Regions from separate parts of the Mus musculus genome. Here all the other regions are linked to region 7. The links are chromatin loops, found by intact Hi-C in ENCODE. Cell type or tissue: heart. All regions are shown on one strand. Links, peaks and the distances in the headings refer to the core of each region. The heading gives the core; the rest is flanking DNA. Region 1 overlaps Slc9a9 (solute carrier family 9 (sodium/hydrogen exchanger), member 9). Region 2 overlaps Slc9a9 (solute carrier family 9 (sodium/hydrogen exchanger), member 9). Region 3 holds the start of Chst2 (carbohydrate sulfotransferase 2). Region 4 overlaps Slc9a9 (solute carrier family 9 (sodium/hydrogen exchanger), member 9). Region 5 overlaps Slc9a9 (solute carrier family 9 (sodium/hydrogen exchanger), member 9). Region 6 overlaps Slc9a9 (solute carrier family 9 (sodium/hydrogen exchanger), member 9). Region 7 has its middle 30 kb from the start of Gm32018.

The links. A loop is a pair of places that touch in the nucleus more often than their neighbours do. Peaks named below come from ENCODE experiments on the same cell type or tissue, not always from the same donor. Only the 100,000 strongest peaks of a DNase experiment are listed, where the experiment ranks them.
Region 1: it touches region 7 in a loop (3-fold over the local background); 2 of 42 quality-filtered maps call a loop at or near these places.
Region 2: a loop joins it to region 7, with 2.5 times the contacts of the local background. A loop is called at or near these places in 2 of 42 quality-filtered maps.
Region 3: it touches region 7 in a loop (2.7-fold over the local background); 3 of 42 quality-filtered maps call a loop at or near these places.
Region 4: a loop joins it to region 7, with 2.3 times the contacts of the local background. A loop is called at or near these places in 2 of 42 quality-filtered maps.
Region 5: it touches region 7 in a loop (2.6-fold over the local background); 3 of 42 quality-filtered maps call a loop at or near these places.
Region 6: it touches region 7 in a loop (2.1-fold over the local background); 3 of 42 quality-filtered maps call a loop at or near these places.

What each region holds. Positions count from the first base shown.
Region 1 is chr9:95,146,863-95,151,177 of GRCm38, forward strand. The region is part of intron 14 of Slc9a9 (solute carrier family 9 (sodium/hydrogen exchanger), member 9); the gene reads left to right. Among named protein-coding and RNA genes, the nearest start is that of Gm32018, 160 kb to the right of the region's middle. In heart, for the core only: no CTCF peak of the experiment used is centred there; DNase peaks (open chromatin) are centred at 2,519 and 3,429.
Region 2 is chr9:95,192,041-95,196,355 of GRCm38, forward strand. All of the region lies in intron 14 of Slc9a9 (solute carrier family 9 (sodium/hydrogen exchanger), member 9), which reads left to right. Among named protein-coding and RNA genes, the nearest start is that of Gm32018, 120 kb to the right of the region's middle. In heart, for the core only: no CTCF peak of the experiment used is centred there; a DNase peak (open chromatin) is centred at 2,291; H3K27ac peaks cover 1,919 bases; H3K27me3 peaks cover 573 bases.
Region 3 is chr9:95,403,950-95,408,264 of GRCm38, forward strand. It overlaps Chst2 (carbohydrate sulfotransferase 2), which reads right to left and starts at 3,321. Exons shown (of 2, transcript NM_018763.2): 1 at 2,628-3,321; 2 at 1-2,524. The coding sequence starts at 2,342. The coding sequence ends at 750. In heart, for the core only: a CTCF peak has its summit at 1,681 (motif pointing left); DNase peaks (open chromatin) are centred at 1,692, 2,232, 2,872 and 3,422; H3K4me3 peaks cover 3,008 bases; H3K27ac peaks cover 2,429 bases; H3K27me3 peaks cover 877 bases.
Region 4 is chr9:95,184,138-95,188,452 of GRCm38, forward strand. The region is part of intron 14 of Slc9a9 (solute carrier family 9 (sodium/hydrogen exchanger), member 9); the gene reads left to right. Among named protein-coding and RNA genes, the nearest start is that of Gm32018, 120 kb to the right of the region's middle. In heart, for the core only: a CTCF peak has its summit at 1,654 (motif pointing left); no DNase peak of the experiment used is centred there.
Region 5 is chr9:95,164,449-95,168,763 of GRCm38, forward strand. All of the region lies in intron 14 of Slc9a9 (solute carrier family 9 (sodium/hydrogen exchanger), member 9), which reads left to right. Among named protein-coding and RNA genes, the nearest start is that of Gm32018, 140 kb to the right of the region's middle. In heart, for the core only: no CTCF peak of the experiment used is centred there; a DNase peak (open chromatin) is centred at 2,003.
Region 6 is chr9:95,170,098-95,174,412 of GRCm38, forward strand. All of the region lies in intron 14 of Slc9a9 (solute carrier family 9 (sodium/hydrogen exchanger), member 9), which reads left to right. Among named protein-coding and RNA genes, the nearest start is that of Gm32018, 140 kb to the right of the region's middle. In heart, for the core only: no CTCF peak of the experiment used is centred there; no DNase peak of the experiment used is centred there; H3K27ac peaks cover 236 bases.
Region 7 is chr9:95,278,026-95,282,340 of GRCm38, forward strand. No RefSeq gene overlaps it. Among named protein-coding and RNA genes, the nearest start is that of Gm32018, 30 kb to the right of the region's middle. In heart, for the core only: no CTCF peak of the experiment used is centred there; a DNase peak (open chromatin) is centred at 2,056; H3K27ac peaks cover 964 bases.

The sequences.
Region 1 (4,315 bases), core at 208-4,207, 130 kb before region 7:
TGCTCTTTTTTCTCTCTGTGCTACACACACAGTTGTTTCACGTTTAATCTTTCCTAAGTTACGAACCATCCTCCTATAGTTATGGTTTTTTTTCTGAAAATTACACCATAGATAGCAATTCGGACTTGATAGAGAAGAGCAGTAATTTTTTTTTGATTCCACAATGGAAGCAATACGAGGCTTTGATGATAATTATTCCTCTTGTACCTCCCATGATAAAGGAAGCCTTTGAATTGCCCCTTGTAGGTGATGCTGTGCTGTGTTACCATTAGTGAAGTGATGTCAGGTTGATGATTTCTAGGTTAGTACTCTGTCATTTCGTTTAAAAATATTCAAAGGAAAAAAATGGAAATTCTTTCAAGATCAAATACATATACTGCCTCATTGTTGCCAGTATTGAATTTCACTTTCATATTTTTTTTTCTTCCCGGTGAGGGCTGGTGTCTTCTGTTTAAAATTTAATTGTTACTTAGTCACTCCTCAACTGTGGCAGCCAGGGCATATTCAAGTTGCCAACAAGTTCATGAGCTACCAGAGACACATTATCAGCATGAACTGGCTGCTGCTGGCTACACAGATTACCACCTGCAGGAGGCAGAACCTGGTGTCTCTGGAAGACAGCAGTTCCTCAGCACCTGCCTGTCTATGAAGCTGTTGTAGAGCCCACACAGCAGAGACCGCCCTTAATTAACATTTCCTTCACAGGGTGGAGATGTTGATGACACCCCCTCAGTGATGTTACACCACTTCATAAATGTGTGGACAAAGCTAACTGCATTGATGCTTAACAGAGGAAGGGCTTGATGGAGTGATAATTACCATTCTTTCTGTCGTGTGGAAAAGGGTCCATGGAGGAGTTGAAGTTTCTGAAAGTGGAATTCAATAGCGAGAAGGGAGCTTGAGTGTCCTAAACAAGGAGAGTAACAAGATGGAAAATCAGTGACAGATGTGGTTATCCATGGATAAAAGAAAGCATGCAAGGGCAGGAGAACCAGAAGAAAGAGATGAAAGGCAGTGTGTGGGGGACAAGCTAATTTCCAGTAAGGAAAGCATTTATGTATTCCACACTTACAGTGACTGTAAGAATCCTCAGCAGAATGTGTGGTGGTGCACGCCTTTGATCCCAGCACTTGGGAGGCAGAGGCAAGTGGATCTCTGTGAGTTCAAGACCAAAGTTCTGTATGAGTTCCAGGGAGAGCCTGTCTTAGAAAGAGTTAGAGGGAAGGAAGAGGAAGAGGAAAAGAATTCTCTCTTACTGTGATTGATTTATATGTTGTCTGGTGGCTTGGGTGGCTAACACTGAACCAAAGTGTCTTTCACTCATTTCCGTGAGAGTCATTTATCAGGCACTTACACACTGAATACTTCCAGGATTGGACTTGATTTCAGTGTCTTCCTTCATAAAAAGGGCAGGTGTTTCACTTGCATTTTCTTGATTTTTCTTCCTTGGGTATTGGGGGCCAGGGTATATCTTAAAGCCTCTTCTGAAGCCCCAGAAGTAAAGGGATCACCGGGTCCTTTCCATAGGGATGGAAGTCCCATTCATGAGAGCAGAGCCCTGTGATGGGAGCACTTCCCAAAGGCCCTGCCTCTCCGTGCCACTCCACTCCTGGGGGTTAGGCTTCAACAGATGATTTCTGGCCGCACAGATAGCTGAATTGTAAAGGAGCTGTGGAAGCCATAAAGGGTTATAATGGGCACCAGCTCAGGGGAGACAGGGAGAGCGCCAGCACCATGGAGGATCATTCTCCATACACAGGTTGTAAGTCACGCACGTCATGGGCAAGAAAAAGACTTTCCTTCTTAAGAGCAGAAGCATGCTTAAGCACAGAGCCACCTGGTGCCTTTGATATGATATCTAGTGACTAAGTATATGGATATGACAGGGAGAACGAACCGTTGATAGAACAATAATGACTAGTGACCAGGTGTACTATGGTGATGTGACAGGGAGAACAAAACGATCTCAGAGAGTTGTTTCCCAAATACCCGCCAGTTTCCTGCTTGGGTAAACGTTAGGGTGGTGACGGTCTCATTCCTACTTTGAATGATGTGCTGGGGCCTTCGACGTGTATGCTAAAACATAAATGTGTTAAAATACAAAAGTATCCTCCCATGAAGAGATTGAGTCTTATATTTCCCCTAATGAAGATGATCCAGTGGTATAAGTATTCCGGCCAAGGTTAAGTAGAATGCTTTCAGGCTAAAAATGCAGCTGATCTGGCATTTGACTAGCAATCTACTCGCAGAGACTGCAGGATTTCTGACAGAGGCCTTAACTAACCTAACGGAAAGTGTGTGGGTCAAAATTCGCTTTCAATGAAAAAAAAAAGGTGCTTTTTGAAGTTTAGCAGGTAAACTACAATGTCACCAGCATTTCAGTCACATTCAGCCCCCAGGGCAACTTGTTGCCTACAGAAGAGCTAATGTTGCTGTCCTTCAAAAGTAGGGGAAGAAGCCCAGGGGAGCCACCTTCCTCCCAAAGGAAGCAGACACATCCTGAACCCATTGCCTTTGACACCCCTGGAAGCTATTTCCTCAAAATTCCTTGAAAGGCAGCAGTGTACTGGGTTTCGTTGACGAGTTGCCTGTAAACACAGCCAGGACACAGGATGCTATGCAAACCCATGCCTGAGCTCCCAGTGTGTGCCAAGGAGCGGTCACTGGAAGGGTCTGCAACAGCTCTGTGCTGTCCTCTCGGCTTTTCTCTAGCATCTGCCAACCAGCACTGTCCTCCGCATCTCATGTGCTGCTGGCCCAGGCTTGGGTTACAAGCGCCTTTCTCTCTCCTGTTCCGCGTGCACTGAGTCCTTCTGGGTCCTCACAAGTGTCGCATGCTGGTACCTGTCTGGAGAGGCTGCCGGCATGGCAGGTTCAGGGTGCTGAGAGGTGAAGGGAACTCCAGAAGCAAGCACCCCATATCTTAAGCAGCTCCAGTCGTGCAAGCTCAGAAGCCTGCTCTTTAATTGACTTGACCAATGTTTCTCCTTTTGAGAGGAAAAAAAATCCCTTCACTCTATATGTGAAGTCCTCGGGCCCGTCTGTGAGCTACAATGCTCAGAAGATGAACAGTATGGTGATTGGTAATTGTACAAGCGCTTCGCAAACATCAAGTGCTTCATAAAGTTGAAATGATACTAAATTCAGTGACAGGTTTACAGGCCTGAAGGCCTGCAGACGCTCTATGCAGATAGAAACCAAAAAAAAAAATGTATTACATTTTTATTATTTTTAAATTCCTGCTGATTTCCCAGTATATCCAAGATTATGATGAGCATGTAATTTTCCTCTCAGTCTTCAGACACAGCATTTGAGAAATCTTTCCGCCTGCATCTTTGGTTCCCACAAATGTCACTCCTCCAAGATGCCTCACTGTGACATGGCCCCTGTGACATGGCCACCTTTGGCCTTCCTGCAAGGAGCTGATGTCCTCTGGCTGGCTAAGGCTTCCCCTTCCTGACCCAGCCTTGTCGGGAATGTTTGTGTTTCCAGTAGGAAATGCACCTAAATTCCTGCTGAGCCTGTTTCTCTGGTGAGCCCAGGCTGTGGCAAATGGCTAAGAAGACTGGGGGGGCTTTAGGGAGATTTCAGTTCGAGATTTTCCAAACTTCTCTTCTGGACTCATAAGTAGGTCTCGCAATCAGTTTGGTAGGCTCTTACCCAGAAGTTTTTAATACATCAGAGCACATTGCAGAATTAGAAATAAATATTATTTGTGTCGCTGGTGTCAGGGCATGCATGTGTTTGTGCTTGGGCTGAAAAAATATGAAAACAAAACAAAACAAACAAACAAAAAAAAAAAAACTAAAAAACAAACATCATTCCTTGAAGTGGTCAGAAGTGGTCATGTTCAAAAGATCCTGAATGCCTGAGCTCTGTTGGCGTTGTGCCCTGTTGTGCCCTCGTGCAGGAATTCTCAGGCTTTTCCCCCAATTGTTTTAAGTTGTCAGCAAGTTAGAGAAGTTGCTATACAACCTCAGAGGAGAGCCCTCATCCCTTGGTTTTGGAAAAGTACAGAGGTGATGCCTTTGAGCTGGACTGGGAGAGGAAGGTAGAACTTGACAGGTTCTTGGATGGGGAGGATGGGTACAAAGCACAAGTTAAGGTTCTGACTTCTTGGATACGAAACCTCAGGCTCCCTGCCCCCTCCAACCTGCCCCCTCCAAGCCACGGTTTTTTAAATCCATTAAATGAGCACAGTCACATGTGTCCTACACAAAAACTGTAATGTCCAACTGGAGCGAGCAAAATCCGTATAAGTCAAACGAACACTAGGTGTGCTCACTGTCTCCAGGCAAAGCCACATTCAGAGAGA
Region 2 (4,315 bases), core at 236-4,235, 86 kb before region 7:
AGCAGCAGTCTACTAAAGTGATTGTAACTCTGGGAGAGGGGCTGGAGAGATGGGGACAACCTACCAGAACATGGGGAGATGTAGCCATAGACATGGCTAGTAGCACTTCCCCAAAAAAATCTGTTTCCAGCCCTCTCTTCCCCAGCCCATCCAAACCCCTCACTTCCATTGGCATTTTGGATTCTCAGGGAATAATGATAGAAAGGGAGGTTCTATGCCCTGCCACTCCTTGAGTAAATTAAAAGGAAGTCTGTTTCTTAGTACTAGTAATTAGTAGTAATTCTGACATCTTGTTCCCCATCAGATATCAAAATAGAAATATATTCTCCTAAGCTACGATCCACAGACGCAAGTCAGTTGGCTGTTGTGAAGTTGCGTGCAGAGTAAACAGTGGCCAGGAAGCAGTGCCAGACCACCAAAGACTGTGTGGGGCCTGGCTTGGAGAACTGGCTGTGGGAGCCTTCCTCCCAGGACTATCAGGAGGAGGGTGCACCTCTGGAACGATCTGTGGAAGTCCTCCCCCATGCTCTAGGACTTCCGTTTCAATCATTTCCTAGAAGGAAGGAGGGGTGTTAAATCAGACTTTCAAAGTGTTATTAATAGAAGGCAAATTCTTAATGTCCAGGGGAACAGTTTGGGAAGAGTCACTATTCACAGTATCTTTCTAGAGAGAAACTTCAAGGAGATCTAGCCTTATCAGCAGAGATGATAATAAGTTATCGGCTTCTTTAAAGTTAGATCTTGGGTATCGCATTAATGAGTCAAACTTGGCTGGACTTCTATCAGATCTGAGAACTTCAAACCGAGTTCCTCCCAGCCTCAGAGCCAGGATGAAGGGAAGGCTGAGAGGGGTATATATGTCCTCCTTCCTCCAGTGTCTCTCTGGAAAGCTACAGAGGTAGGGGCTCTGGCTTTTCTCTGAGTGCTATGTCAGCCTTGGGAACCGTCTGCCAGCTCCTCCAGCGTTCACCACTGCTGGAGTCTAAGGAAGGCATGTCCACACAGAGCCATCAAGCCATGCACTTCCTGGTAGCTCAGCCAGTGAATCTCCAGGAGGTGATGGCCACAGTGTGGATTTTTCCCATCTCTCTTTTCCCCAAGGCCATCTCTAGGTTAACCTTACTTAGAGAAGAGCCAGGGGAATGTCCTTTCTCTGTAGTTAAGCCTGCTATAAAGTCAAGTGGAAGGACAGACAAAGTGCTGTCTGTAGCGGGGCTTACTCACACGCCATCCCAGCTGGTGACTAAGAATTGACTAAGAAAATGACCGTTTCCCACAAAGCCCCAAGCCTTCTCTTCTCTTCCCCCACCTCATCCAGCAGAAATGTTGTCTGGAATTTTATGTCAGACAACAGCCAACGGGGCATTTGGGTTTCACTTTCTAAATAGTAACATGATCACCTGTTGAGAGTTGGAGGAAAGGGAGATGCTTACGCCATCACATCTTTAAAGGACCAAGGGTAATATCTGTGCCTCCCCGATCCTGGTCCTTTCTGGCTTTAGCAGTGGAGGAGAAAAGCTGCCAGCTCTCTAGGAAAATCTTGCAAAGTCACCTAGAGCTGAAGTGTGGGTGAAACACCTAGTTGAGCTTGGTAAAATACAGTCCAGTTCTGGGCCAACCGCTGGGACCAGGTCACTTACAAATGTCTCATTGAGGCCTAATTCTCTCCTAGTTTAAAAAAAAAAAAAACTCTCACTTTCCTGGAATGACATTTCTCACAGGCACACTTGACTCTGTCTTATCTCTGTGTGAAACCAAGAGCTGGGACCCCTCTTATCTCTTGTTACCTTGTCCCCACACTTAACCCCCAACACCTTGGACAAACATGCTCTCCAGTACTGAAAACCACCCTTTTCTCACCCCTGCTTTTGTTCAAGCCTCTGGGAAGATCTCTCCCTCAGGCAGCCTTCCTCCAAAATGCATGCCTGGAGCAGGGAGCATCTGCGCTGCTTCCCAGGGCCTTCCCGAGGCTCTTTGGTAACTCACTTCAGATATTGATTTCTGTGAGAAACTTTCCTGAACTTTCCGCTGTTGCTCCACATCCCGCCCAGAACACAGGAGATCTTCTTCCGAGATATTTGATTGTCTCATTTTCTCACCTGAACCTTCTCCACATCATCTGCCCAGGAGCCAGTGAGTTCCCTTCCCTAATTTATACAAGAGCTATTTGTAAACTAGCTGTGGCCTTGGAAGAGTGAGGATCTGCAGGACAGGAAGAAGGCTTGAGGCCATATTTGGAAGGGAAATACAAGAGGTCCAGTTGTGTCTCTGTTGGGGGGAGGGGCAGGATGTGGTGGGTGGGAAGGCTGCCAAAGAAACTATCGGTGGTATTAGAAGAGGATGTCTGCTGCTTAGCTGAGGTGGATTTGTCATGCGGGAGAGACTCTGCTGCTTGGCGAGGATACTTGAAGATGAGGAGGATTGTGCAATTTGAAAACTTCCAGTTCCAGAAACCGTGAGATTTCCGACCATTCACCTATATTGGTTCTGCCCTGCTCAGGCCCAAGTCCTTGAACAAACATGTCCTCCCTCCTGAAAGCTCCCTGGCCCTTCTCCCTGGCTGTTCCCGTCATCTGTCTCCTTCTTTTAGTTCCCCATCACTGCCCCTACTGTCTTCTCACCTGTGGTTTTACTCTCCCCACCCCCACCCGACTGACCTCCTCACTTCACTCAAGATGATGGGCTCCAAGTCCTTCCTGCCTCTCCCTTGCAGGGCTCTCCCAGATCTGTGCTTCATCCTCCTTGCCGCTTATTGACAGCAGTGCCACATGTTCACCCTCGTCCTTCCTTTGATGGCCTTCCCACTCTGTTTTCTAGCATCCTTCATCTCCTGGGCAATGCCTCATCTTACATCTTTCTACTGCTCCATTCATTCATTCATTCATTCATTCATTCATTCATTGCTCCAGCAAGCATTTCTTTCTAAATTTTATTGGAGGTTAGAGGACAGGCTTGCTGCAGTCAGCTCTCTCCTTCTACCACAAGGGTCTCAAAGATTGAGCTCGGGTCATCAGGTTGGTGGCTAACACCTTTACCTTCTGAGCCATTTCACTGGCCCTGAGAAGCATTCCTTAAGTTCCTTCTTGATGAATTCTGGCAGTATGCACCATCTTTCTGAATGAAAGATGCATGCCCCACCCACTTTTGCAAAGCCATGGTGCAATACGTCAGTCCTTAAAGCCCCACACTCCCGAATTCCTAGCTCTAACCACTGTCTTAGGGTTTTACTGCTGTGAAAAGACACCATGACCACAGTAACTCTTATAAAAGAAAACATTTCATTAGGACTGGCTTGCAGTTCAAAGTTTAGTCTATTATCATCATGGTGGAAAACATGGTGGTATGCAGACAGACATGGTGCTGAAGAAGGAGCTGAGAGTTCTACATCTAGATCCACGGATAACAGAAGGAAACTGGCAGCCACTCTGGGTGGGGCTTGAGCCTTTCCCAACCTGTGGGTTACGACCCATTCACAGGGGTCACCTAAGACCACCAGAAAGCAGATATTTGCGTTAAGATCCATAACAGTAGCAAAATTACAGTTGTAAAGTAGCAACAAAAATGATTTTATGGTTGCAGGGGGTCACCACAAAATGAGGAAGTGTTAATGAGTTGCAGCATTAGAAAAGGCTGAGAGCCACTGCTCTAAACCATGCTCCTGCCACCGGATAGCTCTGATTTCCAGACACACCACCTGGCTCCATCTACTGAACCTCTTTGTCCTGTGACTCCCACTTTTCCACTGGAAGACCAAACAGCAGACGAACCCTGCCATTTTTTAAAAGTCATTCCTGGCCTCTGGCTGATTCTCTGCATCTCCTGGTGCATTTATCCTAAACTCTGCAAGAGAAGAACAGGAGACGTTTGGCACCATTAAAGAGGGCTCCAGTTTAACCTGCAACTGATTCTCAAGAGTCATAGACTCTGTGTTATTGTACCTAACCACAGGATTCAGTCAGCAAGGTGTGTTTGAAGCTGCATCTAATGATGTGTCTGTCCTGAGATCACTTTACGGGATTAGCCAAATTTTGTGAATGACAAAATACAGAAACATAAACATAGGAGAGTCCCCCAAGGTCATACTGAAGTCAGTGGTGAAGAGGGCTAGGGAGCTTTTTTTCTTAGGCCCATTCTTAGCTACTGGACAACAGAGAGTATCCCCCATAGCAGCTATTAAATAGGATTTTGCCTATGAAGTAGGGTTTTTTTTTTAAGTTCTTATTTGGCCATATTTCAGTGCAGATCTCATATGGGCCAAGGGTCCCTCTCAAGGGAAATTAATTACTATAAGCCTTTACAAGATGAGTTGCCGTCT
Region 3 (4,315 bases), core at 115-4,114, 130 kb after region 7:
GAAAACAACTCTCGGTTAGTAAGAAGGCAGAGGCTTGTCCCAGCTTAGCAAGTAGATGGCTGGAAATGGAGGGACAGGGTCCACCTGAAGCTACAGAGACAAGTAACACTGGTAAAGCCGGAGTAATGGAATCAAATATAAAAAGACTATTATTTATTATCTTCTTTATTAATACTCACATATAACCTTTGCTGACACAAAAGTCTACTTTGAAGACCTGCCTCCTTGATTTACCAGCCCAGTGGGGGCTTTCTGCTCTGGGGGTCACTTCCCCCTTCTCCACCCACCCCATCCCACATCCAAATTACTCTTACACATTCACAGATACCACGAAAATTTTGTAAACAAGATTTGGGTTACTGGAACTTGATTTATCAACATTCCACTTCAATATGGAAGGGAGGAGGGAAAGAGGGAGGAAGGAGAGAGGGAGAAGAGACAGGGACACAGGGCAATCTGTCAGAACTTTCAAGTCTTGCCTTTTCTGAGGGGTGTGTGTGTGTGTGTGTGTGTGTGTGTGTGTGTGTGTGTGTGTGTGTGTGTGTTTGCACGTGTGAGTTGAGGGCTGTTCCTTGAAATGCACTGACTCAAAACGTTGACAGCAAGTGCCTGTGTGGTTATTTATATTATATATCTATAATAGAATATGTGGGCTTCCTCAGCTTGGGTCTGGGCTGTGTTTGTTTAAACACAACACCATCCTTTTTGTGGGTGTCTCCGGAGAGTGTCAGATCTCTTGGGAACCCTTCTCAAAGCCGGGGCTTCCTGAGCAAGGTCTTGCTGAGGTCTTTGACCTCCTCAGGACTGTTAACCCGCTCATAGCCCAGCACGGCCATGGGCTGGTAGCAAAACTCCTCCACCTGTTTGATCTGCTGGAAGGTGAGCGCGGTCCGCCAGGCATTGGCGGCCTGAGTGGCATTGCGAGCTGACACCACGAAAGGCTTGGAGGAGGAGCCCGAACCACTGGTCATGTTCAGGGCAAACTGCTCCATTTCGGGACTCACCAGCAGCCCCACAAAGTCATATACCCTCCGTAGGGTCTTAACGGGGTCTCCCACCAGATCCTCGTACCTCACCACCAAGTAGTGTCCCTGCAGCCAGTCAGGAGGCTGCAGGGCTGTTTGCAGCGTCTTGGCCATACTGTTGCAGATGACCTCCATTGCACCCAGAGCGTGGTAGTCTGCTGGGCCACCCATACCCTCCTTCTTGGCACCAAGCTTGTGGCCAGCAGCCTCCAGGAAGGGCATGCGGTGGGCTCTTGGATCCCGGCTTCGCACCACCTGTAGGCTTTCCCGGATGAGGCCGTGACGCGAGCGGATGCGGGAGCTGGCAACAGCACGAGGATCACGTACTAGGTGGATGACCTTGAGGTCCAAGGCTGGATCTTTAAGCAGCGGCGCCAACACAGCCACATCGAAGACCCGCACGCCCTTGATAACCAGCGTGCGGTACTTGCGACACTCCTCCTCGAAGCGTGCCAGGCGTTGAGGTGGGCACTTTTTGCACACGCGGTCGTCCACCAGTCCGACGACCTCCTTGCGGTAGGCAGGACAGAGTGGCGAGGAGCATACCACCTTGTTAGTGGCTGCCCCAAAGATGCCCAGAGTGGTGAGGTTGCGCCCCCCACTGCCTGCGGGGCTATACAGCTGGAAAACCGAAAGATCGCAGCGGTAGAGAGCGCTCAGCATGTCCCGCGCTGCCCCCTGCAGGGAAACGGCGTCCCCGGGGTACAGTTTTTGCCACACGTGCCACACAGGCTCATAGAGGAAGAACACCTCAGGGTTCTGGTTGAAGAGCTCACCGAAGAAGGACGAGCCCGAGCGCCACGTGGTGAACACATACACCAACTGCCGCTTGTCCCCTCCACCCCTGGTGCCTCGAGTAGCATTGCCCAGAGAGGCCGCAGCTCCTGCACTCCCAGCCGCGGCTGCGGGAACTGCCCCCACGCCCGCGGCAGGAGGGCGGTACGGGGTGCGGGGGTCCATGCGAGAGTGAGCGCGGGGTGGCGCTGCAGGAGGCGACCCCGGCCGTCCCCAGCCGGCCCCGGCCGCCCCTACCGCGGCACCCAGAGGCCCGTCGGGGTTGCACTGCTGCAGCGGCTCTTTATGCCACTTGTAGTCCAAGAGGTTGAGCATCGTGAGCACCAGTAGCAGTGCATAGCCCGCGCACAGCACCAGCGCCTTCCTGCGAAATACCTTCATCCCGAGCGGGGACGCAGGCCAGCGGCGTCCTGCGCGCCGGGGCCACGGCGGGAGCAGGGCCCGCTGCACGGCGGCAGGCGCGGCCGGCAGCGGCCGGGGAAGCGCACCGGGGGGCAGAGCTCGCGGCGAGCTGCGGCTCATCACAGGCACAGCCGGGGCCGGCGGCGCGGCGGAGGCGGCCCTGCAGCCCAGGAGGGGGACGCTGCAGGCCGGCTGCGGGCGCCGGGACTGGGGCCGCCGATCCGAGGCGGGCGCGGCGGCAGAGGCTGCTGGTCCCCGGCGCCCAGGGCTGGCTCTCCCATGGCAGCGGCTCCGAGAAGGACCTGCGAGGGGAAGCGGAGTGAATGGGTGAGCCCAGTCTCCGGTCCAGATGCCTCCTCCGCCTGAGTAACGCCCACCCTCTAGTCTGCGGGCTCCTCCACTCACCTGGAGCGGAGGGTGCGCCTCGGAGCGTCCCCAGATCCCCGACCGGCGGACTGTCCGGCTAGCACTCTCCTCGGTTTCTCTCCGGTTCTCTTCTGCTAGGGGTCCCCAAGCCTTCGAGGGAGCCGCGAGACTCCGCTGCCCTAGCCCTAGGCAGAGTTTTCCAGCAGCGGGCGCCCTGCACCCCGGGAGGGGAAACTTTCACCGGGCCCGGAGCCCAGCTCTGCGCTCCACCGAGCGCGGCGCGTCCCGGCTCCAGCGACGTCTCCTTAGGTCTCTCGGGACCGCTGCTTCCCTCCAGGCTCTGGGGCACGAAGCAGGCAGGAGGCGACAGTGGGGGGTGGCTTACATACGCCCCAGCTCCAGGCTGTTCTGCTCTCCATCGCTCTCTCTTGGCCTCCACGTAGCGAACCTTCCCATCCCTCCGGCGGCCGCGGATAGGGTGCAGCGCGGCCCCGCAGCGGCGGCTGCTTCTTCCATCACCCGGAGGATGTCCTGGCGGGCGGCTCAGGCGAGCCCCGGCGCTCCGTGGCCGCGGACTGGCCCAGGACTCTGTACACCTAGCTGAAGGCAAAAGAGCGGGACCCCCCACCCCCGCGTCACCAGCGGCTTCTGCCCTACGAGGTCCCGAGGCAGAGGAAGCCCCCGCCGCGGCCGCACTAAAGCGGCGCCCGGGAGGATGCTGCTACCCGACTCCCCCTACGCCGGGCGCCTGCAACGCGCTCGGGCCGGCCTCTGCGCGGCTCCTGCCAGCCCGCTCGGGGTTGGTGCGCGCCGCCGTCTGTCGCCCCGGCTCCTCCCCTTCGCCGTGCTCCCCTCCTCCTCTGCCTGTCCCACACCCGCCCTCCTCGCAGCTCCAGACTCCCGCCGCCACCTCCTTAGGGGCTGGAGATGCGACCCGGTTCAAGGAGGCGCTGCTAGGGCCTCCAGCCGTTAGTAGCAGAACAGAGCTCTAGGTGCGCCCGGGGCGCGGCGCCGGCGCCTGATTCCCAGCTCGCCCGCACAGCCGGAGACTTGGGTTCTCTGTAGCTGCACGACTCGGCTCCCAGGATTCGCTCTGGAGAAGAGTTGGTGATAAAAGTTTGAGCAGAAATACCCCGGACGTACGCTCCTTTCATCCCCAGCGGTCAGCACTGGTGTCCCCTCCTAGGACGCGAGCAGCACCGCCCAACAGCGCTGTGTGCAGCGGGAACCCAGTTCTGAAGCCTTGGCCCTGGTGCTAGCCCATTCCAGCGGGTTTGTGGTTTCTCCCTCAAGGAGGAAGTAATAAATCTTTCTGGGCCCGGGGTCACTGAAGAGGCTTCAGAGTATGCCTCTCCGCAACCTTTCCGAGTGTCCTGGATTTGGACAAGGCCACAAGGTTTCGATGATCCCACCCCCACCTCCTGCCCGGCAGATGTTCTAGGCTTGTGGAGTTTCCACCTCTGCTGACACCCTCTGAGACAGGGCTGCTGGGGGGAGGGGAGGGCGCTTTGTTTAAATTTGTGGTGTGATAGTGAGTCCATTGACTTTAAAGAGGAAGAGATGAGATCAAAGAACTTGATCGCAAAGGAAAACGTTTTTGGACGTTGAAAGTTACTTTTTAGTTTGGTCTGCGTTGGTTTGTATACTTTTCTTTCGCTGATGAGGGAATAAACTTCCATTGTAAAATGGGACAGCTACAGGATGGGTGGAGGTTAGAGGGCACATAG
Region 4 (4,315 bases), core at 140-4,139, 94 kb before region 7:
GATTATTTTCCTGAGATGTTTCAATCCTCTGTATCTAAGAAATCATGCAACGGACAAAAATGTCATAATCCAGGCTTTGTTCCTTCATGAATAGTGGAGCTTCCTGTTTTGTTTCTCCTTCTAGGAGACAAATAGAATATTTCTGCTTGTCACAAGTACTAACTCGTATAAACTTTTACCCATTGGAGAGAGCATGGTGTATTTTCAAAATATTCTCTAAGACCATGTCTAGAACATTCTTAGACACACTGAGATATGGAATGTCAGTGTTCTCTCACATTTTTCATGATATTTAAGGTTGGTGTTCAGGATTCATGGGGGGGGGGGGGGGACAAAGTCATCCAGAGCAACGAGTAGAGCAAAAAGAACCCTCCTAACGTATTTCCTGTCCTCATGGCTGTCCGCACAATTGGATGGACATCCTAAGGAAATATGCAGCGAGCAGGAACTGTCCTCATAATTTCTCCTTTATGTCAGTAGGTTGACATTTTGCCTGCTTCTAATAGAACTGTACTTGGGCCTAATTCTCCGTGATTGTCCCTTTGTTCTCAAGGTCAAAGGTGTAGTGCTTGAGAACAGAAATGCCCAGCCTGCCCAAGAGGAAGTCTGCTTTTCTCTGGGAACTAAGAAAGACTATCTTATGACTTAGGAAAGTTAAATTCTCAGGCAATACAAGGAATTTTGAATTGGAGTAAGAAGTCCCAGGTTTAGACCCCACACCTGCCACTTTAACTGTATTCTTGTTATTAAGTCATCCTTTCTGGTGCTTTTCTTTCCTTATCTCTAAAAAGTAAGATTGTACATACATTTGGAAACACAAGATGATGTATGTGAAAGGTCAAATAAATGGTTAAGTCCTGCCCTGTCCTATATAACAGTCTGACATTTAAATGCCTGTGGCATTGACTTCCCACCTAGCCATAGGAGAGGGTCATAACCAACCAGGGAGAACAGGCATGTTGGTTTATTAATGAAGGCCATTTCTGACCCCATGCCAAAGTAATACGTCATTTCACTCCCAAGCTGTGGAAAGTCTCTGTTTGGCTTAGATAGAATGAAAATAGCAATATCAAACTTGGAAAGTCATGCTTGTGTTTGCTTTATGGCTCTCGGAGTCTTCTCTGCCTTTGCTTTCTGGGATGGTCTTCTCTTCATTGCTGATTGCAAACTCTCCCCAGTGGGAGGGAGGTGCTTACCTCTAAGGAGGTCACAAAGCTCAGAAAGACAGCTTCAGTTAGTATACAGTGGGCCTTCTCTTTAGGGAGTGTTGGTGATCAAACCTAGGAGCTCTCCTGAGCTAGGCAAGCACTCCTCTCGGCAGCTACATAGAGCCCCAGCCATTTTTAATGTATTTATTTTTAAAATAGTGTCTCACTAACTGCCCTGACTAGCCACAGATTTACTCTGTAACCCAGGTAGGCCTTGAATTTGTATCATCTTCCAGAAGAGCGGGAATTACCAATCTGAACCACCAGGTCCAACTTCAACTTGCTCTTAAGGAAAAGACTACCTGGGAACTGGAAAAATAGCTCAATGGTTAAGAACACTGGCTGCTCTTCCAGAGGACCAGAGGTCAGTTCCCAGCTTCCACGGGGCAGCTCTCAACTGTCTGTAACTCCAGTTCCAGAGGATCCAGATGCCCTCTTCTGGTCTCTTTGGGTACCAGGCACATCTATGGTACACAGACATTAATGCAGGGAAAAATACCAGCACACATGAAATAAAAACCGTTCAAAAGCAAAGTTCACTTCAGGTAGATGGAAGAAAGAGCCCATTTTAATCTGTGCTGAGCTAGATGGCAAAGGGCTCTCTGGAAATCCAACTGTTTACAGTTATTCCCTTTTACAACCTTGACCTTTCTCAGAATTCATTTCCTGGTATCTAAAAGAAGAAGCCTAAGGACATCCCACATCCTTCCAGATAAACAATCCGGTTTGACTCAACGACAATCTTAGCACTGGATGATTAGAGGCCCAGAAGATGTTTGCTAGAACTTAAATATGATTTTCTACATATGAAGGTTACAACTCTGTGGGCTTGACATTGTTTATACAGTCAAGTGAGGATGTGGGAGTCCCTGGGGCACAGACTCTTCTGAATGCCCCAACTCTCATCACCACCCTCTCTGCACACCATGGCACAGTGCCCCTACTATTCTGAGGCTCGCTAGCATAGGTTCCATCTAACTACACGTTCTTCAAAGCTCACACAAAACTGTCCACACAGAGAGTGTCCATTATGCCATGAGAGCGAACAAGAAGCTGAAGATATTCACCTCCCAACTCAGTGCAAATTCAGATTCTAAATCGGGATTTAAAAAAAAAATGTTAGATGATCTGGTTTTGTTTTACAAAGGCCAAACCACCCCCACCCCCACCCCCGCAGTTCACTCCTTTACTCTGAGCCTCTCAGAGCTCGTGTTGGCTTGAAACCAATTGTAAATCCATAGCAGCCTTTGAGAAAGATTACCCCGCAGCCCCATGAAAAGCTAAGAAAGCAGCCACTGGAATAGTTCCTGCTTTACGACCTCACTCATGGTCCCACGCTGGCCCTTCTAATCATCGTGCCTCAGAGTTTGAGCACTTGTGCTTCCTTACAAAGCTGGACATCTTGTTCTGAAGACCTGCTGACCTGAATCCTGCCAGCAAGGTCTCCATGACAGGAGGAGGGTGGCACCCAGCTCAGAAGAGACCAAGCCTCAAAAACTAAGAAAACAAAACAAAACAAAACATCAACAACAACAAAACCAAGGCACCATGTTGTTCCCCAGGAATGAGCATGCATTTGGCCCCGAGCCAGTTCATGTTCAAAGTGAAACTTTTAATTTCTTCTTTAAAATAAAGTCATAAAAACTGCCTTTAAAGTGAGCCAGACCCGTTGCACCACCAAGGCTCATTTTGTGAGCACACAGGACCCAGGGAGCAGCCAGGCTTTCCCCTTAACTCCTTACCCCTGAGAAGAGCTCCAAACTTTCCAGGCAGGGACAAGACGCCCCACGGAGAGGCCTGGGAGGAACCCGGGACTGAAAACATTCCTTCTTCTAACCTTTTTCTTTGAAGGGAATGACTAGATGGCCCGAAATACCACTTACATAGAGATTCAGGAAGGGCTCCTTTAGTACAGACAGTATCCATTTACTCAACTGAGAACGTGAGAAAGGACCTGGAAAGCCTCCACTCTCCTAGCTGAATGTAAACCAACTACAGAAAAACCAGGGAGCCCAGGCGGTCCTGGGTATCCACATTTGTCGGGTATCCAGGCTCTGAGAAAACAAGAATAATCTGGTTTTAAAAGAATCATAAAGAGAGCCAAAATAACAAGCAACAATTTGGTCTTGCTTTTTTTTTTCCTTTTCTATTTAGTCTTATGAAAAAATTATTGCAGACAGAATAATTACAAAGTGCAATCATAGATGAAAACACCCCTGATGTCGCCTTAGTCTATTAAAAAAATATAATGTAACGCTGTGGAGGACTAACTTGGATTCCCCCCATCACACCACATGGCCCCCTGAGCCCTGCAACCTTCCCAAGCTAAGCCTCCAGCTACTCATGGATGAAGTGAGTAACCTTCGGAGGAATTTTAGAGATAATCTAAGAGCCCTTCGTGTGTGTGTGTGTGTGTGTGTGTGTGTGTGTGTGTGTGTGTGTGTTCAAAAGGTAGAAACTTCTTTATGGGAACGGATCTTGAAATCCAAAGAGAATCTCTGCAAGGCTACGGAGGGTGAAAGCACTCGAGAAGCATATTCCAGCCCTGCTCATGTGTATACGTGTCACGTAGCCAACCAAGACAGGTCTGGAGCTGGTAAGCTTTTTGGAGATTTCTGTAATCCCTATGGGACACACAGCGGGAAACTCTGATCCTAGAGGAGCTGGAGTGACTTCTGGAAGGCCATCCAGTTGAGTCAGTCAGTGTTAAGATTAAGATTCAGGCCAGGCAAGCTGGGGTAGTGAAGCTGGACACCAGGGAAGCAATCACACTACATGCATGGCATTTACCTGGGCCGTGCGTGGGCTCAGTGCAGTTAATGTTGGGGGCTGTTTAACCCCCACAAGCCTGGTTCTCGATCTTATCATCTCCAGGGCCGGGTTGACAGACACAAGACCGTAGTCACCAAGGTCTCCACTCAGGTCCGTGTACTTGGTTTAAAGTTCCACACAACTACTGGTTTGAAATAGTGGTTGTTTTTAAACATTTCTATTCTGCATTGATTCCCCGAAAATTAAGTAGAGAGTCCTCATTATTTCCATTTTACAGATGTGTAAACAAAGACTTGAGTAAATTCAATTGTTCTTGGCCTCGGGCCCCTTTCCAA
Region 5 (4,315 bases), core at 83-4,082, 110 kb before region 7:
CTTGACTGTTTCCTCAACTGTAAAGCTTCATAGTTTGTTATCACATACTTGGCTTGTTTCCTTTTATTATTCCTGATGTCAAATCAAAATGTAATTTCTAAGCCCAAAACAAGGCTTTTCTCCTTGTTTTGTTCTTTTCTATGAGTTTTATACTCTTGGGCCTTCATCCACTTTCAGTTTGTTTCCTTTACAGTATGAGATAAGGATCCAGCTTCACTGTTTTACATAGCCGTGCTGTTTTTCAAAGCCATTTGTTGGAGAAACTGACCTTCCCATTCTATGATCTTGGCACTTCATGGAAGATAATCTGACCATGTACACAAGATTATTTATATTTCTGGTTTCTTTACCCCATTGATCTATTTGTATGCCCTTATGGCAATTCTACACTGTTTTGATCACTGTAGCTTTGAAATGTGTTTTGAAATAAGGCAGTATGAAGGCTCTACCTTTTGTCTTTGTTGTCCATGTCTTGATTACATGACAGCTCCTCTGATTCCATCTGATAAAAGAATTTTTGGTTTTGGTTTTGGTTTTTCTGAGAGTGCTGTTGGCATTTTCATGAGAATGTTACTACATTTATTAGATCAGCTTGTAATGTGGACAGTTCCACTTTCACGATCCTGTCTTCTGACACATGGCAGCAAGGGGTCTTTCCAGTTACTTCTGTCTGCATTCATTCTGGTCTTGGCCCTTCCCTGTGTTTATTTACTAACATCTTTATCCTTTTTTACCATTTCATTAACAGCACTGAGTTCTTAATTACCTTTCTTTCTTACTTATTGTCGGTATATGGTAAGTTAACTCATTCGTGCACATTGGTTTTGTATGCTACAACTTTCTGATCTAATGGTTGGTTCAAATAGTCTTCTGTAAGATTTTTATTTAAGATCTTCAATGTGTAAACAGTGATCATTTTATTACTTCTTTTCAAGATGAATCACTTTTCTTTCTTCTTGCTTAATTAATCCAGCTAGGACCTCCATTGTTACTCTGTTCAATAGAAGTGACACAAGTAAACAAGCTTGCCTTAATCCTGAAAACTTGTTTGGCTTTACACATGAAATTATGTGCAAAGTTTTCTAAAATGTATAGCCTTCTGTGCTCTTAGCCCAGCCTAGTGAACCTCTTTTATATAGTTTGTAATTATACAAATCTAAGGATACCTTTTTGAGTTAGTGTGTGAGTTACAGTGCTGTGGTGACCTGAAGAGTTTTGACCGATAAAGAAAAGGACTTGGGTCACTTCCTAAGAGAGCCATTGTTACCATGTCCTTTATCTGTCACCATTGCACATATGAATGCTTTAATCCACGCAAACATCAAGAGTGTGGAATCACAATTCAGCCCACTTTGTAGACAAGAACACTGAAGTTTGATGTCACAAAGAAAGTCAAGGAGAAAACTGGATGGTGAAGCAAAACCTGTCAGTCTCTGGCATCCATGCTGGCTCTCAGTGAGAAATTCTGGATGTAGGCTGGACCTGGGCTAGCCTCTTCTCTCCCAGAGATATCTATTACTTCTTAGGATGATGGTGTCACACCACCTTTGCTAAGGATATTTCCCCAAACCTAGTAACCAAGGATATTAATCCAGCAATCACATCTTTATGCCAACTGTCTGCTGGCTGTGGTAAAGGGTCTGCTTATGGGCCACGACCTCACTCGAGAACCAAGTCTGTGTGGTCTTTGTGGTATGTGGTCATGTCACTCTTGGCAGACATGTATGGGATCAAGATTGAATATCCAGATGATTAAATTAATACATTCAACTGGTTGACATAACTAAATATTTGACCCAGAGATTTCCCCTGTCCAGGGCAGTCCATCTCACAGCAACTGTAACAAATGCTTTCTTCAGTAAAGAACTAATGAGAAGAAGCTGGCTCTCTGTGGAGATGGGAGGGAAGTGCCGCTTCTTCTCTGCTTTCTTTTCTTCCTATAGCATGTGCTAAGGTCCGCTCAGCCAGTGTGGAATCTTGGAAGGAACCCAGCTGGAACGGTTGGGTTCTCTTCCCCATGACAATTTTAGAAGCAGATGCTAAGGAAATGCATGGAGTTTTGTCAAGAGAGTGAACAATAGCAAATAGACTAAAGGCCCCTTGCTAGAATCCATTCCTAGGGAATGATACGATCTGATGACTGAAGGCAGCAGATTCAGAGTTCAGTACTCCACACTCTGCTGTGTGCCTAGTTTCCAGCATCCTTCATCGATAGCCAGCCATGAAGCTCACAAGCTACAATCACTCCCTTCTCCTGGAGCCCAGGCTGCTTGGCCTTCAGCTCTGTTCAAGAACCAGCCTGTGGCTTTAGACATGGGATCCATCTTGGGTGCTGACTATTTGTGTAGAGAGTCCAGATGTTTCAGAAAGAGTAAGAACCCAGCATGGACATGAATAGTCTAGCTACCAACAATGTCCTGCTTGTCGGTTCTGATATCTAGACAGACATGGAGGATTATTATTTGGTTCGTAAGTGACATCAGCAAAACAAACCAAAGTTTGCAGGAATCTGTGAAAGATTAAACAAAATGAAGGTGCATTTGATGAGGACATTTTCTTTTGAGTTACAGTGGACAGGAATCACAGTAGGGAAAAATCACCTCCCAGGACCACAGTATTGTACACACACCAGGAGGAATTGAGACCGCCAGAAAACACTGGAAAGCACTTTATGAGCAACAATGATCTAGTCTCACCCTAAAAGAGATGCTCATGTAATTCATCATTCTTCCAAAGAATTATGACAGTCAGTTGGCAGTTGCAATTGCCCTGTGATCTTGAACAAGTTAACTTAATGTCTCCAGGTCTTTGGATACTTCATCGGTTTACTTTGAATAATAAGTACATGTTCAAAGGATAAAGGTGAGACAGTAATAATCATATACAGTAATAATATACTATAATAATATAATAATAATATGCCTATATACAGTAATAACCATATACCTATATACAGTATGCAGTAATGAAATATTATGATAATATAATAATCATATACATATATACAGTAATAATCATATACCTATATACAAGTCAGTCGACACATAGAGAAATAAGCACCAAAAGCCGTTGTTTGGATATTCTCTCAGCATTGCCAAACCCCTCCTCATCTTCCTCAACTTGTTCTCTCTTATCTATGAGTCTATATTGAAGAAGGAAAGATTCCACTAAGTACCTACATAGATACATGTTTTTTGAAGAAAGACTCACAAAAACAGATTGCAATGAGTGAACACATAGAGCCACCTGGTCTAGATTTTATTTGGATTAAATGTTAAAGAATTGGCCTGGGGCAGAGCCCTGGTTTGGTGTTTTAAAACCATCCTGGTGGTTTCAATATGCACCCAAACTGAGAGCCAGTGACTTAAGCCATCAGCTCCCTTCTTACTCATGAGTCTCCCTATTGAGTTTCTTCTTTAAGATACTGCTTCCAGAATTTCCCCAGTCATCAAATCTGACCTTGACACCAGCCTGTTGAAAACCTCAGATTCCTTTGCCTGTAGCAAAAACGCTAACTGGACTTCTCAGTGAGCCACTTCCAGTAAGTTGGTTGTGGTTTCTGTACAATTCTGCAGTGTACAGGTAGCCTGAGCCAGGCTTGAAAGGCCCCCATCAGGAGCCCAGATTAAAGACCAATGAGGCCTGCCTCTCCAGCATACAGCACTTGAACATGGACCAAAGAACCTGCACAGACTGTCTCTGAGCCAAAAGCTATGACCCCCATTAGGTTCTTACTGTTCCATAAAGCCTGAGACCCATGGCTTTATAACTGCCAGCTCCTCGCTAGAGTGACCTTGCCCTTTCTTCTTCCAAAATAACCCCTAAGTCTGACTCTAAGACTCAAGCTGAAATGTCACCACCACCACTATCACCATTCACCCACCCACTCACCTCTTACCCCCCCCCCCACCACCACCACCAAAGACCTGCAACTGTCCTGGATGTAATCAGCCTCTGTCTCCATCTCCAAGCTGCAAAGTATTTTTCCTTCTAATTGACTGCTGTGCCATGTGGTAATGTCCCCTAGTTCATATCTGAGCGGCCCTCCTAGTCCGCTGAACACCGCTGAGAGTGAGTGATGAGTGGAGGCCTTAGGTGCGCATGCTCATCCTGATTCTTATTCATCCTGGTTCCCAGTGAGTGACTGACACATAGAAGGAGTTCAGAGAGAGCCTGATGAGTGACACGCAGCGTCTGTGGGACCTTCTGCCACCCATCTGCTCCGAGAATCTGGGCTCCTTCTGAGTCATGCAGCGTAGTGTGCCAGAGAACCTCCATCTGGAGAGACCTCTCCCCACAGCAGCCTTCCCTTCCC
Region 6 (4,315 bases), core at 99-4,098, 110 kb before region 7:
ACCAGCCAGGGTGAACCACAGCAGAGAGGTCCAGGAGCATCTGAATTGAGTATTTGGCTGGGCAAGAAATGCATGGTTTGTGTCCTCCCACCAAGGGCTTTCAACCCCGAGCTGAGATGATAATTTACAGACCAAAAGGGGAACCATAAGATACAAGGGAGGGAAAACAATGGGAACTCCCTAAGCCAGAGAGGCCGAGTCCCTCCTCCAGAACCAGGAACCTGAGGCAACAGGAAACACCGGATCAGGCGAGCCTCCCAGTAGACAACTGTGAGTCTTACTGCGAATGGTAGCATAATACCAACCCCCACTACACCACCGACAACTAGATGAAACGGTTTAACTGCTTTACTGGGCAGTGGTCTCCACTTTCATGTCAGTAAGGATCAAATGGTACCAAGATGGAGGATCTCCCCAGGCAAACCATACACCTGTCTCATGAGGGCATCTTCTTTCTAAGTGGTGCTACTTACTGTCCTGTCTGAGCGTCTCGTTCTTTTTCCTATGTCCCAATCAAGTCCTTTACTGATATGTCTGCCCTAACCAACCTTCCCCTTTTCCCCTTCTTCTCCCTCTCTCGCTCCCTTCAAGAGACCCTGAATGAGAGGATCTGAAAATAGCCCCGACAGGAAATTCCTCCCGTCCGCCAAGTACAGCATTGGCTTCCATTTGCTTCAAGCAGGGAAGCAGAGCGTGAGCTCTCGGTTCCACCAGGCCTTGGAAATGGCTCCCTGATAAGTTGTCTTTTGACTCTGTGATCTTTTCCAAACAATGCCACTCTCAAAGGTCAGCATAAGTGGAAAGTTCAAGGCCCACAGTGGGTGAAAGGTTTAATGTCCACTAATGCCTTTTGACCTGATTTTTACATCAATGGAACATATTGAGGCAAAATCAACAGCAGAATATAAACACCGAGACTCACGGGCAGACAGGCAAAGAAAAACAGTACCGTGCAGAAAAGTCTGTGAGGAGATTGGGACTTCAGTCAAAGTAGTCAGGATGAACATCCTGAACATCTTCTAGCAGCTAAAGAAACACAGACATCTGTATGAGCTTCTGTAACCTGGGGAAGTTCAAGAAGTTCCCAGTGGTGCTCAAGAGTGACAGAAATGACATCCTTGTGGGGACTGGAGGTTCTGATAGCGCAGAGTGCATTGACCTGGGCTCCCAGCACCATGTGGAGCTGGATCAATGTGATGGGAACAGGAGATGACCCAGGAGGGTCAGGAGCATCCATCCAGACTTCACTGTTATATAGGAGCATGGTTAGAATGGCGAAGACATTCATATGGCTCTGTAAGGTAACCTCTTATACATTCAGGCCCAGTGCTTAAAATTGATCTCCCACCCCCAATTCAGACACATTTGTGAGGAGTCCCTTTTAGAGACCCCTCCACTAAATACCACCACAGTCTAAACTTACCATGAGGGAGACCATGACTGTTCAAAAAAGAAGCCCTCACTTGGATTTATCATTGCCCCTTTGGGGGACCGTAGGCTTTTTTCTTTCCATCCTATCAAGAGCCTCTCTCATGAACTCCAGGTGAAATTCTACAATAGCACATTGCTGGTTCCCTAGTATACTCTCAGAAGACCTCCAAGAGCCATGCGCACTTGCTTTCCAGTGGAATGAACCTAAAAGTTCATATTCTTTTAACGAGTATTCTATACTATGCTGACAGATTCAAAGGGGTCATTATCACTGAGGAAAAAAATATGTGTTCACCATATGGGTGATTCCTATTCCTATTTGTAATCCATGATTAGAAGACAAGAGAGTCTTGTGACCATCAAGTACACAAAGGCATAACACCCCACTGGATAAACGAATACTTAGTGCCTACTATGTGCTGGTGTATGAATGAAAGATTTAGCCCCTATTTTCACCCATCTTTCAGGGGAATAATGTAGTGGGAGGTCAGATTAACAAGACGAATATTATACAACGTGATCATAATTGATGTAACAGGAAAGGAGGAGCTGGGGGCCATGTGAAAGGAGATAGTGAGAGAAGGGTTTTCTGATAGTGAGGTGAGAAGGCAGAGTCTCCTCAGGAACTGAGAGAACATTCTAGACAAAAGGCATGGCTTGTGCAAAGACTAGGAGGAACAGCCTAAGCACGCTTAAGAAACAGAAACCTGACTAAAATGTAGGAAAAATCAGTGAGTGAGGAGGGAAGTGTTAAGGGGAAGCCACAAGGCAGCTTGTCCCATGGGTCACAGTCACCTTAGTGGAGCTTCCATTTTAAATGGAGTACACAACCATCAGGGTTTAAACATGGGCCTGATGTGCTCTGAGTCACTTCTCTTCAGATCTCTCTGTGCTGTGGAGATTGGTGTGTGAAGCCATTTAGGAAGCCGTTGCACTGATGTAGATAAAAGATGGAAGCTACCAGGCTAGGGAATCCAGGAATCGAGACACCATGGAGCTCTTATAGTAGAGTTACAAGACATTACATATGCACTAGACATGGGAAGGGGATGAAGGCAAGGGGAAGTTAGGGCTGACTCCCCAGGGTCCTGACTCATACAAACCTGTAAGTGATGGTATTATGTACTGGTAGGAGGGATGTAGTGTGTGCATGCCTGTGTGTATGAGTGTGCGTGTGCGTGTGCGTGTGCGTGTGTGTGTGTGTGTGTGTGTGAATGTGTGTGTAAGAGAGTGTGTGTGAGTGTGTGTGTGTGTGAGAGAGAGTGTGTGTGAGTGTGTGTGTGTGAGCATGTGTGTGAGTGTGTGTGTGTGTGTGTGTGTGTATGTGTGATGGATACAGTTGACTGTCAGCTTGACTAGATGGAGAGATACCTAGAAAATTCACAAAGCATACCTCTGGGTATGTCAGTAATGGGGACTAGATCATGAGGGCTCTGATCTAGTGAATGATAAAATTAGTTTATGAATTCAAACTTTGAATAGACCACTAGGAGGCAATGAAACCGGAAAATGGGTCCTTGCTGGGAGAAGTGAGTCACTGGGGGCATGCCTTCAAAGGATCTTGTTGGCCTGCACATCTGCCTCACCACTGAGGTAATGGAGTGCCATTGGCAGGTTGCTCACAGAAGGCAGGACACGGTCCCAGCCTGTGTTCTTCCGGGTGAGAAACAGCGAGATCTGGGACCAATGCTGTGGTTCTCGGTCTACGGTGTGCCCGGATGCCTCTGAGGACCACGGGGAGTTGAGAATGGGACTGGGTCTGCAAGTCTGAGCCTCCCCTGCGTACCAGACAGAAAGGGGATGGCTGAGCCTGGCACTGGGTGAAATCGGATTTAGTTTCAGGTGAGTGATGAGAGTACACAGGGGCTGAAAGAGAGAAGGCCTTCTCTGGGAGATTTAGGCTCAGCTCTTTATGATGACGCAATCGTGGGATGACCCCCCATAGCGATCCTTGATGAAAGAGACAGTCCTTCCTTGTCCAAAATACTTTATTTATGGCAGGTATAAATGCACATGTCTTACTTCAGGTGAACCAGGGATAAAATACCTTTGGAGGGGCAGAATGCATGGGAAGGGATGCTCATTGGCTAAACACTCAGTGCCTATCAAGATACCTAATCAGCATGGAAAACTCCAGGTCTTTATGCTATGTTGTAATGGTCCTCTCCATGAGGTGTCATAGTTAAGTGTGCCAGGACAGGTAGAGCCTGCCAGGGAACTGGTTCCATGCCTGCTGTTCTCAATTCTGAGATTCCCTGGAGTTTTGAACCTGCTTCAACCTGGCCAGTTCTTCTGTCTGGTGGCACGCTCCACTTGCCCCACAGGGTCTGAACTGGCCCTGGCCCTTCTTGTTTCTCTCTTTCTCTCTCTCAGTCTCTCAATCTCTGTCTCTCTCTCTCTGCCTCTCTCTCTCTCTCTCTCTCTCTCTCTCTCCCTCTCTTCCCACCATCATCAGGTGGGTGAGCAGCTTCCTCTACCACATGCTCCCTGCACTTTAATGTTAGACCTCACAGTGGCCCAGGAACAACAGTCAACCAAGCAAGCACTTACTAACCACTCAGATACTGAGTCATGGACCATGTACTAAGAGTTCTGAACTCCTGGGTCAAAACAAACCCTTCCTACCTACAGATGTTTTCTCTGGTACATTGTTGTGATGATAAGAAACAGACTAGGGCACAGGCACAGAGGACTTGTCTGTCTGCCTTCCTTCCTTCCTTCCTTTGTTACTTTTCTTTCCACTGTAAATGCAAGAGATCCCTTGTACTGGAAACATACTTGAATGGCCATGGCTCAGGAAGACAGATCCAACATGCAATTTCAACGTATATATACTAAGCTTGAGGTTCGCCAAAGGTGATTGGTGAGTAGCCATCTGGTAGAT
Region 7 (4,315 bases), core at 82-4,081:
GGTGACTTCAAAAATGTCAGAAGCCAAGGTATAAAGCCACCAACTTCCAAATACAAAAAAAAAAAAAAAAGAAACTGGAAAAATGCAAATTAATAGCTATTTATTGCAGAAACATAACAGCATTTTAACCTTGCTAACTGTTCAACCTCGTTTTCCTAAGGATTTTATTGCATCTGAACTCTATTTGCGGCTTCTGCTCACCTTGCAAAATCTTCTGAGCAAACAGGATGATTGCCAAGAAATCATAGCAAATTGCTAATTAAGTAAGTTTCCAGTGGCCAGTCATTTCTAACTGATCCAACAAAACTCTGTTTCCTACTTTACAGGAAAACATGGTTTTGAACTTGGGTTTTGTGTGCCTATTAACACGAATAGCGTGATGTGAGATCTGAGAGCTGGTAGTGAACTCGTGAGGTGGCAGGCCTTTGTGGAAAACTAGCAACTGAAAGGAGGAGATGATTCAGATGACAGTGACTCTCAGGTGCCAACAGCACAATCCAGTGGTTTACTCAAAGCTGCCTCATTCGTTCTCTAGCACTGAGACCTTCGGTGTGTTGGGTGCCGCTCTTGGCAAAGCAACAGAAAGCTGTCATAACCATACCTTGAATACAGTTTTCTAAGCTCCTCATACCATGGGAAAGAACCAGGTAAACCTGACTAAAAGTGGATGGAACCTCAAAAGCTTGGGGAAAGCCATCCTTACTACCACAGAGTGAAGAGAATCTCACTTTGACTAAGTGCCTGCCCTGCTCATGATCTTGTGGAAGCAGCTCTACTAGATCTCGTCACTTTCCTATTAGCCATAAGATAACTCTCAGGGGGCTTGGCAGGTCCACAAGCCCATCCAGATGACCAGCCAATGGCCAGTTAGGATCAAAACCCTAACCTGACTAACCACACACTGCAGAAGGCTGTGCAAGTCTGCTGTGTCTTGGTTACTTTTTTTTTAACTCATGTGAATAGCCACCATGACCAAGACAACTTATAAAAGAAAACATTTAATTTGGGGGTCATGGTTCCAGACGTCCTTGGCCACCATGGCAAGGAGCATAGCCAGTAGGCCAGCATGGTGCTGGAGCAGCTGGGGCTTACATCTTAGCCACAAGTTGGGGGCGCAGAGAAAGACTGAGCTTGTTGTAGGCTTTTGAAACCTCGAAGCACACCCTCTGTGACACACCTCCTCCAACAAGGTCACGCCTCCTAATCTTTTCCCAAACAGCTCTACCAAGCATTCAAATATACGAGCCTGTGAGCCTTTTTCAGTCAAGCCGCCACACTCTAATACCCTTTCTGAGGGCAGCCTGTTCCCTTCATAGGATGCCTGGGAAGTTCTGTTAACTGGCATGGCTGGTGACTGTGCTAGGCCTCTTTGTCACCACCCAGAGTGGTAGTTCACTGGATCCATGACAGAAACCAGGTTGTGATCTTGAAAGTTCTAGATGTACTCTGTCCCTGTCCGTACTTACAACTTCCTTAAATATCTCTCTGTCTGTGTCATCTGGCGTCTTGAAAGCCACCCACCACTGCCCTTTCTTTCTAGCATCCATTAGTCCTTCAGATGGCCAACTTCACAAGCGAAGCATTGCCTTGGACTCTGAGCTCAGACACCTCCACCCCTCTCTGGCTGTTTTCCTCTCCCAGAAACTCCGTTAAGAGCTGTGGTTCCTCTGGTACCCAAGCCAGGCTCGGGCCTGAGGGTCAGTGCACTGGCTTCCCCCAGCCAGGCTGCTCAGCCAGCATCTACTCTTATCTCCCCCCCACACCTACCTTTTCCCTCAGCCAATCTCCAGGGACTGGAGGGCAACTACTCACCACCAAACAGTCTTTGAAGACTCTCTTCAGGCCATAGGGGAATGACGCCCAGTCCCCACACTTATCTCTAGTGACCAGGTTGGGGGGGGGGGGGGAGGGGTCTTTACAAAGGAGAAAAGAACACAGCATTTTTGCTTAGTTTTCTAACACAATAATTGACATTTTCCTCCTCACCACCTAAGATGAAATCAGCCTTCCTGTCCTCAAAGAAACAGCTGCAGAGACAGGAAATGGCTGGCCAGAAGCCAAAGCAAATGAAAGCAAGTAGGAAAGCCATTCTGACTCAGGGTAACAACAAATGATCCCAGATGATGACAAACACACAATCATGTGTCACTTAACAGAGTGACATTCCGAGAAACATGTCTGGAGTTACTTCCACTTGCACAAACATCATTGCTTAGCCGAGTGCTCGCGGTGGGCTCCTGGTAGCATCGGGCACTAGAATAACACGAGCTGTGAATGCTAGTGATCAACATGACACCAGGCTCTGTCTCTAAGTGTAAGGAGTGCACTCCAAAATAACTATTGAAGTAGAGACGGTAGCTGTAAAACAAAAACAAACAAACAAAAAAAAGCAAGAGATTTATTTAAAGATTTATTTATTTATATTTCACATGTATTAGTGTTTTGCCTGCATGTGTGTCTGTTTATCATGTGTGTGCAGTTCTTAGAGAAGCTAGAAGAGGCCATCAGAGCCTTTGGGACTGGAGTTACAGAAGCTGTGAGCTGTGGGTGCTGGGAATAGAACCTAGGTCCTCTGAAAGAGCAGCAAGTGCTACTCACAGCAGAGCTATGTCTCTACCCTGTAGTAACAGAATTTTCTTAGCATTGTCTTGTGTTGGGGACTGTATGTAAGTGTACTGTGCGTGCTATTCTTTTATAGAATTAGGAGTGGGTGGGTTTGTCTGTGTCAGCACAGCCCTCCAAACACTAGAGAGATGCCTCTTATGGCAATGCCACTAGGTGATGTGACTGTTTTGTGACCCTTTTTCTGCATTTATTTGTTTATTCATTCATTCACTCAGTGTGTGTGTGTGTGTGTTTGTGTGTGTCTATTTGTGGGTGCACGTGGGCACAGGCATGCACACGCACATGCCACCCTGCATGTTTGGAGGTCAGAGAACTATCGGAAAGAGAGCAACTTCTCTCTTTCCATCATGATCAAATCACCTTTGACAACTAAGCCATCCCATGGCCTTCCTTCATAATCCTATTGTACTATGTTGTATATATTGACTATTGTTGAGTTATAACACCAGTATGTGTCTCTGTATCTCTCTGTGTACCTCTCTGTCTTTCTGTCTCTCTCCCTATGTCTCTCTCTCTCTCTTTCTCTCTCTCTCTCTCTCTCTCTCTCTCTCTGTGTGTGTGTGTGTGTGTGTGTGTGTGTGTGTGTGTCTGTATACCTCTCTCTGACTCTCTGTGTCTTTCTGTATATCTCTTTATATCCCTTCTGTCTCTGTGTCTCTCTATGCATCTCTGTCTCTCTGCCTTCCTCTCTTCTTCCCTTCTCCCCAGTCCTGCTTGTCCTCTGCCTACCCTTCCCTGATTCCCACTATCATTCTCTCACAGACACTCCCAGTTGTCCACGCCTCTTGTCTTCGGTGGGTTTGAAACCTTGACTTGCACGATTCCTTTCTGCTGGGCAGATCTGACTGGCCTCGCCCCTGGTCCTTCAGCTTCCCCTTCATCATCCTGGGATGAGTTAGTCCAGTGGGATGGAGTTAGGAAGAGTTAAGTAGCAGAGTTGACCTTCAAAACACAAGGTCTCCACAAGTCCCATCGTTGTAATTCCTTGGGGGGTTATTCTTGTAAGCTATCCTAGATATGAGAAAACTAATTTTCCTCCAGATGGAGAGCCTGTTGTACTCACAGATTATTAAACAAACCATTCTTCTGCTACTGAAAAAAACACATACCACATTTTCATATTCAAAATTCTCATATAGAATGGGATCTATTTGTGAATTGTCCATCTGTGCGCTGATCTATACAGCTGCCCCCTGCCTCTACACATAGATTTATGATGGTGCATTTAGTATCTCAGTACTCAGCCAAGCAGCTGCCCCTTCACTGTGTGGCTTCTTGCATATTTACTGGCTGCTCATGGGCTCTGTTCCTTCACATGAAATGTAAGATCATTGCATTAGTTGCTGAATCAAAAAATGTCTGCTTTAGAATTCTGGGTATTTCATTAACATCCTAAGACAGACATGACTTGTTACAATATATGGCCTGCCCATCCAAAGATTTAAGGTTTTCCACTCCATCAGACATCAGTTTAAATTCTATCATTGCTTCATATAAGTTCTATACTTTCTCTCAAATATTTAAAATGTTGTGGTATTACAAAAGAAATGTTTTCTTAGGTCAATTTCTAAAACTATCTTTTTAAGTGATTTTATTTATTCTTTAAGAAGCCTATACAATATGCTTTGATCATATCATTTCCTCTCCCCCAACTCCTCTCGGATCTACCCCCACCTCCCTACCCACCTCC